2 separate regions of the Mus musculus genome follow, and region 2 is linked to region 1. A link is a loop called in an ENCODE intact Hi-C map of the cell type or tissue named here. Cell type or tissue: left cerebral cortex. All regions are shown on one strand. Links, peaks and the distances in the headings refer to the core of each region. The heading gives the core; the rest is flanking DNA.

Region 1 (8,363 bases), core at 2,006-7,005:
CTAACCATTGAGCCACCTCTTCTACCCACAAACGACTACTTTATAAGTGACTGCTTTCTTTTACTCAGTTTTGTAAGTTACTTTTTCTTTTTCTTTTTTTTTTTTTAATTTTTGGAGACAGGATTTTCTTGTGTAGTCCTGGCCGTCCTAGAACTTGATCTATAAACCAGGCTGGCCTCAAATGCTGTGAAGAGTCCCTGTGGGGAGTGACACTATTAGGATGTGTGGTCTTGTTTGAGTAGGTGTAACCTTGCTGGGGGAAGTGTGTCACTGTGGGGGCAAGCTTTGAGGTCTCCTATGCTCAAGCTTTGCCTAGTTTGACACACAGTCTCCTCCTGCCTTCAGATCCAAATGTAGAACTCTCTGCTCTTTCTCCAGCCCCATGTCTGCCTGCACTCTGCCATGTTTCCCACCATGATGATAATGGACTGAACCTCTGTAACTGTAAGCCAGCCCAGATTAAGAGTTGCCATGGTCATGTTGTCTCTTCACAGCATTAGAACCTTAACAAAGACACCACCCTATTCCAGTCTTTTTTTTTTTTTAAATCTTTTTTGCATGGTATGATGGCACAAATATTTAATCCCAACACCCAGAAGGCAGAAGCTGGTGGATCAATATAAGTTTGAGGACAGTTTGTTCTATAGGGTGAGTTCCAGGACATTACATAGAAAAACCCTGTGTCAAAAAAAATCATAAAACAGCCTTGTCAGCCATCAATGGGAGAAAAGGCCCTTGGTCCCATGAAGGCTTGATGCCCTAGTGTTGGGGAATGCAAGGGTGGGAGTGAGTGGGTGGGTGGGGGCACACCCTTATAGAAGCGGGGCAGGGGGGAGATAGGTTTCTGGGGGTGGAAATCGGGAACTGTGATAACATTTTAAATGTAAATAAATAAAATATCCAATAAAAATGACTAAGCATAAAAAATGTGACAGAGTATTCAAACACTTGAGTCTTTGGAGCTATACCTATTCAAGCCACCACAGGAAGGGAGCAAAAAATTTGATATTTTAACTTATACCTGCCTATCTGTAAGCTTATTCTACGTATTACTGTTTGATGCTTTTTAATCCCCTTATTGATTGATTGATTGATTGATTGTTCCTATTAACACTTAATCACTATATAAAAATAAGTAGAGCATGAATGTAAAAGCAAGAGATCTGAGTTCAAATCCCCTTGACCTATAGAAAAGCTAACCCCAGTGCTGAGGGATGGAGACAGGCAGATGCTAGGAGCTTGCTGGCCAGCCAAAATTGTAAGTCAGCTTCATCATCAGTGAGAGAGGCTCTCACTCAAAAAGTAAGACAGAGAGCAATAAATAGGCTTCTCCCCTGGCCTCTGCATGCATGTGGGAAAGTGTGCAGATGGCCTCCTTCCGTCACCACAAATGCAAATGGTTTTAGTATGCAAAGGGTTTAATCAGCAGACAACTGATAAGGACCTCCTATGAATATGTATTTCAAAATAAAATACTTCCTAGCTGTATTCATACGGTGATTTCATCTCTGTTAATCACTAAACTCTTGGTTGTCTCTTTTTTTCCAGCAGTCTTGTCTGCCCAGGAATGGAAACCTCCTCTTCCTGCCTTTGATTTTCTGAATATGATGGACGCTCCTACATCCCAAGCTCCCACGAAGAAAGTTCTAGAGTGTCAGAAAGAAGCAGAGGTGCAGGAGAGTGCTGAGCTGCAGCCTGGAGACAGATCAACAGCCAGGAGAGAGCCGGTCGAAATGCTGAGAATAAAGCGCTGGAACACTGCCAACTGGCCCAAAGACACACAGGAGCCTTTTCACCACGACAAGGAGTTATGAGCGGGCCTCGTGGGATGGCCTCTCTGTGGCACAGGAAACCCGAGATCAAATCTGTAAAGGAACAGGACTAAATTATGCCATCTCTAGACAAGTGCCATTGAATGGGCTTGTGATACAAATGACATGTAAAATTTCTTAGTAGTTACTCTTAAAAACCGTAAACCGAGCAGATAAACCCCAGACAGCTTAATTACTACGAAAATGTTGACATTTACTTTTTAATGTGAAGTCTTCAAAATACAGTCCATTTCACACTTAATGCCTTTCCTCACTAAGGAGATCCGTTTTTGAGGGCTTATTTGCCATAGGTGGTACATGACAGTTGTATAGGGCAGTTCACTATCAGACAAACACCAGTGTGCTTGACCTGGGTCTAGCCATCCTGTGCATTTGAATCAAATTGGGATGTAACTCCACTGAATCACCGTTGACTCTCTGGTTGAATCATAACTGGCGTTTGTATTTATTTTCTTGTAGCCATATTAAAACCAGTACTTTCCAGGATATTTGGCAAGATGAAGAGACAGTTTTAATATTTTGATTTAGTGATACTATTGGCATCTACAGGACAGAGGTTGAGGTGCCCCTACACCCAACCACTCTACACTGAATAGATGGATCCTCCATCAAAGAATTGTCTTTCTTTTAATGTCATTAGTCACCAAGGTTGCATAATTAGCAACCTTGTAGTAGCCTGTAGCACAGTGGGATCTGCATATCTTCCGTCTAGTTACTGTGTTTGTAAATCTTTGGACATTAAAAATGAGTGGCTTTCATATCCTGACTATTAAAAGTCATTTTAAAAAAAATATTCTTTTGCATTGTACATGTTTGAGTGTTTGACCTGTGTGCATTAAATGTACTGCATGCATTCCTGGTGCTCACAGAGAACAGAAGAGGGCATTGGATGCCTGCGGACTGGAGTTGTGGATAGAGTAAGCTGCCTTGTGGATGCTAGGAACCAAACTGGGGTCCTCTGCAAGAGCCAGTGCTCTTATCTGATGAGCCATCTCTCCAGCCACAATTTTTATACTTTGAAGAAGCAATAAAAGTCTCTTCAAAAGGACTTACAATGTATGTAAATCTGTGTGTGCACTTCTCTGAATATACATATCTGTACATTTTAAGTCTATAAGTGCAACTTTCTATATACGTATTTGTGGATTATAAGGGAGTCTTAAGTGAGCCCTTATCTCTCTAAGTTAGAATGCTAAGTTTCAGATTAAATAGGAATTAAATATTGTGTTACTGTCTCCTAGCAAAAAGAGGCTGCCTTATCTGAGTCATGTATGAAATCTACCCCTTCAGCTTGGGGAAAAGCAAATGGTCTTCTTGGGCTATAGGACTTGCCCTTATAATGAGAATACGAATCATCCAACAGTTAATTCTTCGTCTGGAATCATAAGCTGTTGGGTTGACGTATTTGCAGTGGCTCTGGCTCACTTTTGCACTGTGCACTGTCCGAGGACTTTGTTGAGAGTTGGTGCTCTGCTGTATTTCTCATTGTGGGTTATATTGTTCATTACATTCTTTGTTCATTACATGCATATGTGACTTGCATAGTACGTGCATTGTAGCTCAACAGGTTTTCCATCAGTGAAGATCAGGAGAGTTCAGGGAAAGCCTTGGCTAGGGGGTGGCTAAGTTCTTTAAGTCACAGCCCTGACAAGAATTCCTCGGCACGAAAGAAGTAAACTCACAGAATAACCAAAATTGCTCAAGATGAAACTGGAGCATTAGTGTGGAGAGAGACAGGGAAGTCGAAAGTCGTAGATGGCACTGTCACGTGTTGTTACCTGTCACGCCTTTTTAGGCCCTTTGCCACATCATCTCGCCTGCTTTTGAGGTGCCCAAATGCTTTTCTCTCAGGTGGCTTATATGTTCTCGTGTGTGCCCTGATCCAGTAGGGACAAGCATTCTCTGTGATGGCCTGTGATCTCTAATTCCCTGGGAGTTAGTTGGACTCTTGCCTCACCATGTTCAGGCCAGTCCTGCTCAATCTGTAGCTTTCAGCCCTTGTGAATGAAATGCTCAGTTCCTGAAACTCCTGGAGTTCATCTCAGATTCTGCTTTTAAAATATTTTTTATGGGCTGGTGAGATGGCTCAGTGGGTAAGAGCACCCGACTGTTCCTCTGAAGGTCCAGAGTTCAAATCCCAGCAACCACATGGTGGTTCACAACCATCTGTAACAAGATCTGACGCCCTCTTCTGGAGTGTCTGAAGACAGCTACAGTGTACTTACATATAATAAATAAATAAATCTTAAAAAAAAATAAAAAAATAAAAAAAATAAAATATTTTTTATTAGATATTTTCTTTATTTACATTTCAGATGTTGTCCCCTTTCCTGCTTTCCCCTCTGAAAACCCCCTATTCCATCTCCCCTCCCTCTGCTCACCAACCTACCCACTCCTGATTTCCTGTCCTGGCATTCCCTTACACTGGGGCATCGAGCCTTCACAGGACCAAAAACCTGTCCTCCCACTGATGACATACAAGGCCATCATCTGCTACATACACACCTGGAGCCATGGGTCCCTCCATGTGTACTCTCCGTGTCAGCCTTTAGTTATAAAAAGCAAGAACACCTTGAGAATTGTCCTTTAGCCCAAGGTGCAGGAAGCTGAAAGGCTATTTTCATTTAAAATGACTTTATTCTTAATTTATGCAAAAGTGTGTGAGCCTGTGTGAGAGTATGTGCACCATGGGGGAGAGCAGGAGGCTAAAAGAGGGGGCATTGGATGCCCTAGAGTTGGAGTTCCAGGTAGTCATGTAGGTGCTGGGTAGCAAATGGAAGTCCTCTGCAAGAACAGCGGGTGCTCTTAATGGCCAAGCCATCCCTCCAGCCCTGTATTTTCTTTTATGCTGAGAGAAGAAGCCACAGCTTTTCTTAAGGCATTGTGGAAAACCATCAAAGGAGTTGAATTCCAAAGAATGTTAAGCCCTTTCATAGAAAAACAACACACACGGTGTGTTTCACCTTGGCAAGAATAGGAGGCAGGCACCAAAGCAAGAAGAAATGAGTTGGTATTTTTACCCTACCTGCAAATAAGTTAGTTTTGCCAGACAGTACTGGCAAGGGCTTTATTACTCTACCTAGTAAACACTGATCAGAGGACAGTTATCTGTGCAGTTTTCTTTACCCCCAGTTTCAAGCTGAGGCCAGAGCCCACTTATACAGAGTGAGATGCATTTCAAGGAAAACACCTCAAGTTTAGAGGAGCACAAACACTTCACAGTGACTGTTTTATTATTATAGCTTTATTATTACTGTATAATTAGCATTATACAGTAATGCTAATGTGCTTGACAGGACGCTGGCTTCCTAGGCCATTAGTTTTATGTCCCCCAATAGATAGGCCAGAACAATGGCAGGCGTGCAAAAAAGACTAAGAGGATTAGGATAGAAACTGAAAATGTTAATTCTTTAAAGGACAGTGACAAGAACTTGGTGTAATCCCAATACTAGAGGTGGAGGGAAGAGAATAAGGAGAGGACAGCCTCACCTACTTAGTGAGATCCTGTTAATAGGGGAGGTAGGATGAGGAGGGAGCTAAATGGTGAGTACCCAGCACCATCAATAAAATAAATGAACACGTGCCAGGTATATAAAGGATATCAGTTGAGAAACTGTCCTGACGTGACACTTGGTCACATTCACTTGGACTCCTTCTACAGACAGGAAGTTCTCATAAGAAAGACTGGGGCAGGAGATTCCCCCTCAGTGGTTTTTAAGAAGCAGCAGTTGACCGAATGCCTAGATTATGAGCGAGGGGGGGTGGGGTGGGGGGGAGGGGGACACTCCCCTCTACAGACATTGTACAAAGCTGAAGTCATTACCCACTGGGTGAGACCTGGCAAGGCTTTCTGCCCTGGTGACCCAGGCTTATCCAAGAGGCAAAAAAACAAAATTCACCACTGTGAGAGGCAGGAAATCTCACAGGCCCAGTGTCTCAACCAACAGAGAGCCACAACTAACATCCCTTGCAGGAACTTCAAACGTTGTGATAGCACAGTGGTGGATGTGTAGAAGACAGAGATACAGAATGACTGTGGCCTGTCGGTCCTCTCTAACAATGTGGCACATACGTTTAGAACTGAAGGATAAGATGGTCAAGCACCTGATCAGGGAGACTGAGCATTCTACACAGAAGGAACAAGGCCTGGAAAACTTGAGCAAAGGTTGACTTATCTGAAGAATGGAGTGGAGCCAGTGTGCCTCATGTCTCACGGCAGGGCAGGAAAGAAGGAAGACTGGACTGCTGGGAAGAGGCAAAAAAAATCATGCAGTATTTTGGGAGCATAGATGGCAAGGCATTTGAACTCATTGTAACTGTACCAAGAAACATGTAAAAATTACAAAGGGTGTTCTGATTGCTATTAAGGAATGGCCATAGGGGTGCCAAGAGGATGGAATTGGCGTGTGCTTTACCAGTTAAATCTGAATACCTCGTTGCTACTTGGATGCACATTTTGAGGGAAAGGATGAAATCCATGACTCGAGTTTCCGATATTAGTAACCACAAACAGGAGTGGTATAGAATACAGAAGATTGGGTAGGCCAAGAATCCCAATTTCTGTTTTGTCTACATTAAGACTGAAGACCTACTTGATCACAACGGCAGATGTCAAATATTTGATGGGATATGTGAATCTGGGGCATAGTGGAGAGCTATCCTTCAATGATCCAAAAAATAATGAGTGTTTGTCGTGTGTTTGGAGCTGTTGGGTAGTGTAAATAGAACCGACCCTTTATGTTTAACACTCAGTACATGTTATATAGGAGATATGTAAATTTACAGGTGACAACTGCTCTGAAGGAAGAGAAGACAAAGGGAGATGGAGATGATACAGGGGAGTGTCTTAGTTTGAGTTTTATTGCTGTGAAGGGACACCATGACCAAGGTAACTCTTATAAGGACATTTAATTGAGGCTGGCTTACAGGTTTGGAGATTCAGTCCATTATCATCAAGGAGGGAGCATAGCAGTGTCCAGGCAGACATGGTACAGGAGGAGCTGAGAGTTCTACTTCTTCATCTAAAGGAAGCCAGGAGCAAACTGTCTTCCACATAGGTAGTAGGGCCTCAAAGCCCACCCCCACAGTGCCACACTTCTTCCAACAAGGCCACACCTTCTGATAGTGTCACTTCCCATGGGCCAATTGTATTCAAACCACCAACAAGAAGTATTGGGTTTTTTTTGTTGTTGTTTTGTTTTGTTTTTTTTTTCGATTCTAAGAATGCAACCTTTATTATTAATGTACCTTCTTCCATAAGCAAATCCCAACAGACCCCTGCCCCAACAAGGAAGTTGAAAAGTCAGAAATCCTGTGACATGCCATCCCTGCTTTGGTACCCAGAAGAGAGCTTGAGCCTCTTCAAGGCTTCCAACGCTTCAAGGAGTCCAGTGTCATTCTGAGAGCACTCCTTGGAGTTCTTCTACCTGGTGGTCCTTCTTGTTGTACAGTAGTGACAGCACGTTATCCAACCCTTGTAGCCCATCAAAAACCATCTGTGCCTCATCTCTCTTTGACGCTGCTTGAAGAACCAGTAGCTGATGACTTCTTTGGGCAGTTTGAGTTCCTCAGCCAAGGCCTGCAGAATTGTCTCCTTAGGGAACCAATCTGTCTCGAAGTGATTTCTTAGTTTCTGGAACTGCTCATAGGTGAACGAAGAGATTATTCTATTCATGTAGGACATATTCTGAATTGTCTTCATCTCAGGTTCTTCCATCATGGTGGCTGCTCACTTTAGTTGCCCCCTTCAGTTTTCAAGAAGTATTGTTAAGGAAGGCCTTACTGATAAAGTGAGTGGGGAGAATAAAAGCAGGCATCAGACAACTAGTCTGTGGTGGTTTGAATGAGAATGCCTCAGATTGGCTTAAATACTTGACTGCTTAGCCATCACTGGGTAGATTATGTGCAAAAGATTAGGTGTGGCCTTGTTGGAGGAAGTATATCACTATGGGTAGGCTTTGAAATGTCAAAAGTTCAGACTATGCCCAGTCTGCCTTGCTCTGTCTCGCTGTCCGTCTCTGTTTTTCTCTGTCTCTGTCTCCCTGTCTGTCTCTGTCTGTCTCTGTCTGTCTCTGTCTCTGTCTCTCTCTGCCACTCTCTGTCTCTGTCTGTCTCTGACTGCTGCCTGTGGATCAGGATGCCAAGATCCAAGCTACTGCTACAGAGCCATGTCCAACCTCTTGTTAGCATGATGCTCATGGTCTTACCCTCAAACTGTAAGCAAGCCCTAGTTCAGTGGTTCTCAGCCTTTCTAATGCTTCAACTTTTTAAAATAGTTCTTCATGTTGTGGTGACCCCCAACCATAACATTATTTTGATGCTACTTCATAACTGTAATTTTGCTACTGTTATGAAGGATATCTGATATACAACTTCCAAAGGGTTGTGACCCACAGGTTGAGAACCGCTGCCCTAATTAAATGCTTTCTTTTTTTTAAGTTGCCTTGGTCATTGTGACTCTTTGCAGCAATAGAACAGTGACTAAGATGTGGGGATATGGAAAACAAATTTAAGTGGTAAGTCAAAAAGCAA
Region 2 (6,554 bases), core at 1-5,000, 150 kb after region 1:
GCGTTCCAGGGCCATAGCGAAGAGCATGAGCATCGTGGCCAGACTAAAGAAGGTCATAGTGAAAGCGAAATAGGTACACGCGTGACTTTCGGGAGCCAGGGCCACCAGGGTCTGGTTTCTTGAATATGAAGCCAGCACCACCGGGCTGATGAGGCAGGTTCCCAGCAGGTCAGTGAGCACCAATTCCGTTACCAGCACGTGAAACAAGGAGATAGAGGTCCTGCTGCCGGCGCTACACCCGGTGTCCCCACGCCAGCGGCGCGCCAACAGTGCCAGTGCGATGAGATTCCCCAGAACCCCGGCCGAGAACATCACCGAGCTGATGGCTGGGCTTTCCCCCGAAAGGAGCCACTGACGACTCTTGCAGTCCTCCATTAGCTTGGAGTCATTAAGAAAATTGTCCATGGTGGAGGGTGTGGAGGAGAGATGATATCTCTTCCAGGCAAGTACCAGACAGTCGGAGGGTCTGATGGCCCCAGGGCTCCAAGACAGAGCAGGGAAAAGGGGAGGGACCGAAATCCAGAGCTCCCTTCCGGCCCCCAACTCGCACCAAGGACAGACTTGTTTGGGTCTCCTGCCTGTACGTACAGTGGCCTCTTCACTACAATATCCGGTCGCTCTCGGTGCTTCTGTGCCTCACCTGCCCTAGCAGGGGGTGCTTGCCAGAGCAGCTGCTCCCTCCAGCGCCTTCAGGGGGCAAGTCCAGTAGTGGAATCCAGGAAAGCAATTTAGATTGCTTGCGAGCTGCTGCCGTGGGGCCAGGCAGGGCAGACACACACTGACAGGGCTCTAGAAGGGACCTGGGGGCGTTCCCAGCGCTCACCCTGAGCTGGCCCATAAGGTCTTCCTTCCTATGGGTTGGAAGTTGCAGTGCCTCTGACTTCAGCTCTGAAGCCTTTAGCCCTAGCAGAAGGCTGGGAACCAGCACAGTTTAATAAGACTGGGGTAACAGGAACTCACCAAACTGAGGTTAAGAGAGTCCAGCCCTGTGAGGTGTGGAGGAGGCACAAAAACATCAAGACAACTTGAAGTAAGAATATGAGAGAGGTTGTTGTTTTCCTTTAAAACAAAACAAAACACAAAACATCCAGAAAGATACCCAACAAAGGTGGGACAAAAACTGGAAGGAACTGAAAAGCAAACCTATCCATCCAAGAAATGGAACCGTGCACACCACAGAGTGGCCTTTGCCTTCCTATAACAACGACTTGCTTAAGCAATCCTAACAAAACAAAACAGGAACTGTTCTTGTAATCCTCTAGAGTCATGTTTGTGGCCCCAGATGGAAAACAAATGGCACTTAAGTGTTCTCTATTGAGGCTCAATCTTGAAGAATCTGTTAATACATTGTTCACATTCGTCTCTCCACAGTCAGTTAACCATTCGAAGGATTTATTCCCGGAGTGTTTTGGTAATTGGCCAGTTTCACAATGAAGCTGGCATAAATAGTTATTTATCATTTGTTGCCATAGTTACAGAGTAGTTAAAAATGCAGCAGTGTTTCTGGTTTTCTCAGTCCAGCCTGACAGACAACGTAGGCAAGGGTATACTACTAGAAAAAGTGTATTTCATGCAGAGAAAGAGAGTGTGCTGAGAAAGAAAGGTTTGCCCAGGAGTAAAAAGAAAGAGCAATGGAAAGATTATTTATGGAGTACACCTTGCTTCTCATGACTTAGCTCACCATGCTTCTGGCCTGGGGACTGGAGGGGTTTTCTAGCAAAATACGGGAAGCAGAATCCATTTGGGAGGCCTACAGGCTCATTTCCCACAGCTGAAGCTATCCACTCCATTGCTAAGTTTGTAGGGCATGGATGCAGTGGGTGTCAAACTCCTCTAGTTTCCTTTCAGGCTGTAAACTGCAGGCCAGTAGCGTCCTCCACACAGCCACCCAAAGTGGACTCTCCCATGTCCATCTTGTGCCATCTCCTCCCACATGGTTGGGGAATGAGCAGAACAGGCAAGACTCTGATGCTGTTTCCACTGTGTTTACTTTCCAAAGGCTTTTATACCCTTTCTGTTTCCATGGTCACCTTATAACAAAAGCCCCTTGTGGCTCTATTTCTATATAATTGTCTCTACCTTTTCACTACATGAGTGACATGACTCTGCTGACTTTAATGGATACCAGAGAAAATTCGAGATCTCATCCCTATACCCTCTGCCTTTTTCTGCTAGTCTCTACCCCAACTTAGTAGCACACTGTGAGAAGATTCTCACAGAGGTGTGTGGACAATCTAGTTTCTGATTACTAAGCTCTGTCCATACCCCTTCCTCAACAACCCCTCAGACCCTAGGGTATGCACTCCCTGCATGTGAGACAGTCTTGGGGATCCTGGGGGAAGAAGCCACTATGAAGCCCCAGACATGGGTTTAAGCAAGGAATTCCCTGGTGCAGGGAAGTTTGTCTACAGGACAGGTGGCTTTGGGGCTCCGTGAGTGATCCCTACTTAAAGGTGAATATGTCACAAGAAAAAGACCAGAGCTAGTTGTATAATTCTTAGGAGTTCATATCTTAGTAATTACTTTTCTGGGCTTCGTGATTTCATTTGCAACATATTCAAATTAGCATTTTTGTTTGTTTGTGTGTTTGTTTCCAGTAGTTGCACAGAGAGAGCTAGCAGTCCTACTGTGTTCCATGTTTCAGCAGTCTCACTGGATGCTTAGTTTGCCATCTCTACCTACTCAGACCATCAGGTCGGTTCAGTAAATTGAATTATCTTCTGTAGTTTGAAAGTGGCTTCTTCCCATTTCTAATTGTAGTGTCAGCATCCCAGTACAAGTTCAGTTTATCCAGAGTCTAGGATTTCTTAATAGAAAAATATATTAACACCCTCAGTTTTAGAATTGGGACATACAGCTTTGCTAATTTTCAGTTCCTGTTCATGAAGCCATTGTGTTTGGGGAACACCATGTGATTAGTAATTGTGTGTCAACTTGGTCAGGCATGGGATGCCCAGGAGCTGACTAAACAGTATGTCTGACTATATCTGGGAGGTGTTCTAAAGAACTTAGCATCCACATTGCTGGACTGACTAAGGCACATAACAGCTCCATTGTGGGTGGGCCCCATCTGGTCTGTTGCTGAGTGAATAGCACTAGGAATATAGGTGAAGGTTGATACCCAGCTTCATTTGGGGCATTGATCCGCCATTGACATTCCTGATTCTCAGGCTTTCAGGCTGACTAGAATCTCAACTTTTAGCTCTTCAGTCTTGAGACTTCTTCCAAACATAACACTGGCTTTACAAGTAGACACACATAGAGAGCCACATGTAAATCAAGGGCTGGAATACAGACTGAGAAAGCTGTTGCTAGGCAGTTTTGTTATTTGAGTGTGACGTACACTATTGACAAAAACATTGTGTATCATATGACTTTGTATACAGAACACACATAAAGAGAAAGACATATACAATTGGTCCTATTTCTTTGAGGATCTCTGACTAATACATATTACTTGAAATATAAAATTCATATTTTCCTTTATGGATCTGTAACTCAGGGGCTTTGGAAGGGAAGCTACTTACCATAGGTCATTTTTCAAAGGCAGGCAAAGATAAACATGAAAGGAAGGAGAACTACTTGGAGGAAGCTAACACCGGGGCTTGCATGTTTCTATTTGCAGGAGTTATGTCTTTCAAAACACTCAAACTTTACTTCTTGATATCTATGCATGTCTAAATAATTTTTTTCAAAGAGAATTCTAAGAACACTATCTGTGCCCTGTAATAAACTACACAAGGCTCACACCATTCACTGTAGCAAACAGAAGTCACTGAAAACTAGAGGTTAGATTTAAAGGATGGTTTTGGCGACAGTCCACAGAGTCCTGGGAAGTTTCTAGGTGGTCTGCTGGTAGATGCTTGTACATGCTGGTACATGCTTGTACATGCTGGTAGATGCTTGCGATCCTCCAGCTCTGTCAGATCTATTCTTTGGCTTTTTGGAGCAAGGCTCTTCCCCTTGTTTCTATGCTAGTCAAGATTCAGCCAGAGAAACAGGTCCACTGTTAGAGATAAATAATGCAGATTTTATTGTTATAAGCCTTTCATTGTCCAATCGCTAGCCAGTAGCCACATGACAGTTTAGATCTAAGTTTATTAAAGGGAAAAAAAATGAAGTTTCTCTAGGTATAGTTCTAGCTATTAGTGACTCCCCTTCGAAGAAGCTCATATGTGGAATATTTTTTTCATTGCAGAAGTTAAGAGTCCTTTAGGTTGTACAACAGTGGTTGTCACCTTCCTAACGCTATGGCCATTTAATTTAATTCCTCATGGTGTGGTGACCTCCGACCATAAAATTATTTCATTGCTACTTCATAAATGTAATATTCCTACTACTATGAATTGTAATGTAAATATTTGATATGTAGAATATCTGATATGCAACCCCCAAAAGGGCCGTGACCCACAGGTTGAGAACCACTGTCTACATGATGTGGGGATTGGTAGCAGAGACTACAGTGTTTGTCCCTATCCTTGGTTCTTGTTTTGAGCCTGAACCTCATTAAGGACCTGCTAGAACTCCTGTTAGAGAAGAACTCCTGTCATAGAGGATAGCAACCTCAGAACCATAAAGGTAATCTAGAACTCAGGAAGGACTGAATGAAGCCTTTGAGGACACACTGGATGTGCACGTGTCTTACTTAGCACCTCCAGTCTTAGTGGCATCAGTATCCTGCAGAAGAAGCGTCATGGTCTAAAGATGTACTTGACTTGAGATTTGAAGAAACCATTGGTGGAGATCGAGGAGCTTCAAGTCCAGGTGATGTCCTATGCAGCAGGATAAGCCAGCCTATCAGAGGGAGTGTGGGAAAGCCACCAGCATGCCCAGAGACTTGCATTTTGTCTTTAGAGCAGGGCCAGCATGATGCTGCTTCTCTGCTGCCTTTCAGATCGCGTGCAACATGCCGCTTGTGACAAGCACTGGCCTTACTGTGCAAGGCTTCTGGATGATACTTTCTGCTTGGCTGGAAGACACAGGCCAAGCTTACCATTCGGCTTCTTCAAGGGTTCAGGCATCCCACCTGCAGTGAAGGCAGGGCAAGAGGAGAGATGGTGTCCTGAGTGCTCTGCTCCGCCCTACTCTGCCTTCTCATTAGAAAAACAAAAGGCTTCCCGGGAACACCGAGGCAGGCAAAGGAGGTAGAAACAACGTTTGGATTAGTCCGAAGCATTTAAAAAAAATCTACTGAGAGAGTTCTCATTTGAACTTCATGGTGCACTCACTTCCTAGTTTGAAAATTGTTATTTGAGTAGCAAATTAAACATGCAAACTTCCTTAAAAAATGTATCTTCAAGAGAGCAAATCGGTCCAAATGATAAATGTTCTACATTATAGAAGACTATCGACTAAGGCTACCGAAAGCAAGACAGGATCAGATAAACAACAGTCTGTAATTCCTATTAAAATCAGCAATTTAGTTACTATATTGAATTACAACTAAAGTGTTTAAGTACTTGGTTGCTGGGAACTAGAAACTCACATAAGACCCAATTTAACACTACAGAGATTGCCTTTTTTTGTGGCTGATGGTGAAAGAGGGGCTATAGGTTCAGTGAAAAGCTCAAACTGGGCCAACAAGCCCATCGGGTAAAGGCTCTTGCCACCAAGCCTCTTGACTTGAGTTTGATCCCTGGAATTACATGCTCAAAGGAGAGAAGTGCCTCCCAAAAGCTGCCCTCTGACTGCCACATAATGCACACACACACACACACACACACACACACACACACACGCACACGCACACGCACACGCACACACACACGTGAATAAATGCAATGTATTTTGTAAAGGTCCAAACTGATATCGCCCAAGAGTGGATATTAGCATCCAATCAGTGTTTATTTTCTTTGATGTGAACTAAAAAGCAACAGGAATTACAGCTTCTGGTTCATTCTAGATGGAAGATATAAGTGGAACTTACACCTTCTTTTATATCAGATCAAATGAGATCAAGAGGAGCAGGATGGAAGGCAGAAGCAGGCCACTCAGCAGGGGTGGCTGGATAAGCCTTCAGCAAACTAGTGAGATTTTAGGAAGGTGGGTCCTGAAGCAAAACCAAGTCTGGAACCAGGTTATGGTCCGAACAAATGGGCCAGAAAAGGACATTTTGAGAATGTGATGCAGACCAGAATTCTAACACGTGGACTGTGTGGAAGGTTAGTGAAGCTTGAGTGAAGAGAGTAGGTAACAGAACACTGTCACACTTCCCTGACACCTCACTCTCCAGCGTTTGGGGGAAGCTGAGCCAAGGTGTCTATGGCAGTAATTTCTCACTCATTATCGTGAATAGCATATTCCTGCTGTATCATTGGACCTCTCTTGGTTTTAAACAACTATGATGTCTTTAGAATGCAGACATTTATTTATCTATCAGTTATTATTTATGCATATAATTTGTTTGGGTATTTTGTCTGCATGTAAGTGTGTATACCACATGCATACACATGGTGCCCTACAGAGTCACAGAGGGTATCAGATTCCCTGGGACTGGAATTACAGAGGGTTGTGAATGCCATGTGAATGCTGGACTTGAACTTTGGTTCTCAGGT

The links. Hi-C counts contacts between places; a loop is a spot of excess contacts. Peaks named below come from ENCODE experiments on the same cell type or tissue, not always from the same donor. Only the 100,000 strongest peaks of a DNase experiment are listed, where the experiment ranks them.
Region 2: it touches region 1 in a loop (4-fold over the local background); 38 of 42 quality-filtered maps call a loop at or near these places.

The regions. Positions count from the first base shown.
Region 1 is chr14:45,129,159-45,137,521 of GRCm38, reverse strand. Txndc16 (thioredoxin domain containing 16) reads left to right here. Exons shown (of 21, transcript NM_001310534.1): 21 at 1,549-3,074. The coding sequence ends at 1,814. Among named protein-coding and RNA genes, the nearest start is that of Gm34362, 43 kb to the left of the region's middle. In left cerebral cortex, for the core only: no CTCF peak of the experiment used is centred there; no DNase peak of the experiment used is centred there.
Region 2 is chr14:44,982,816-44,989,369 of GRCm38, reverse strand. It overlaps Ptger2 (prostaglandin E receptor 2 (subtype EP2)), which reads right to left and starts at 1,259. Exons shown (of 2, transcript NM_008964.4): 1 at 1-1,259. The coding sequence starts at 405. In left cerebral cortex, for the core only: no CTCF peak of the experiment used is centred there; DNase peaks (open chromatin) are centred at 236 and 3,029; H3K4me3 peaks cover 706 bases.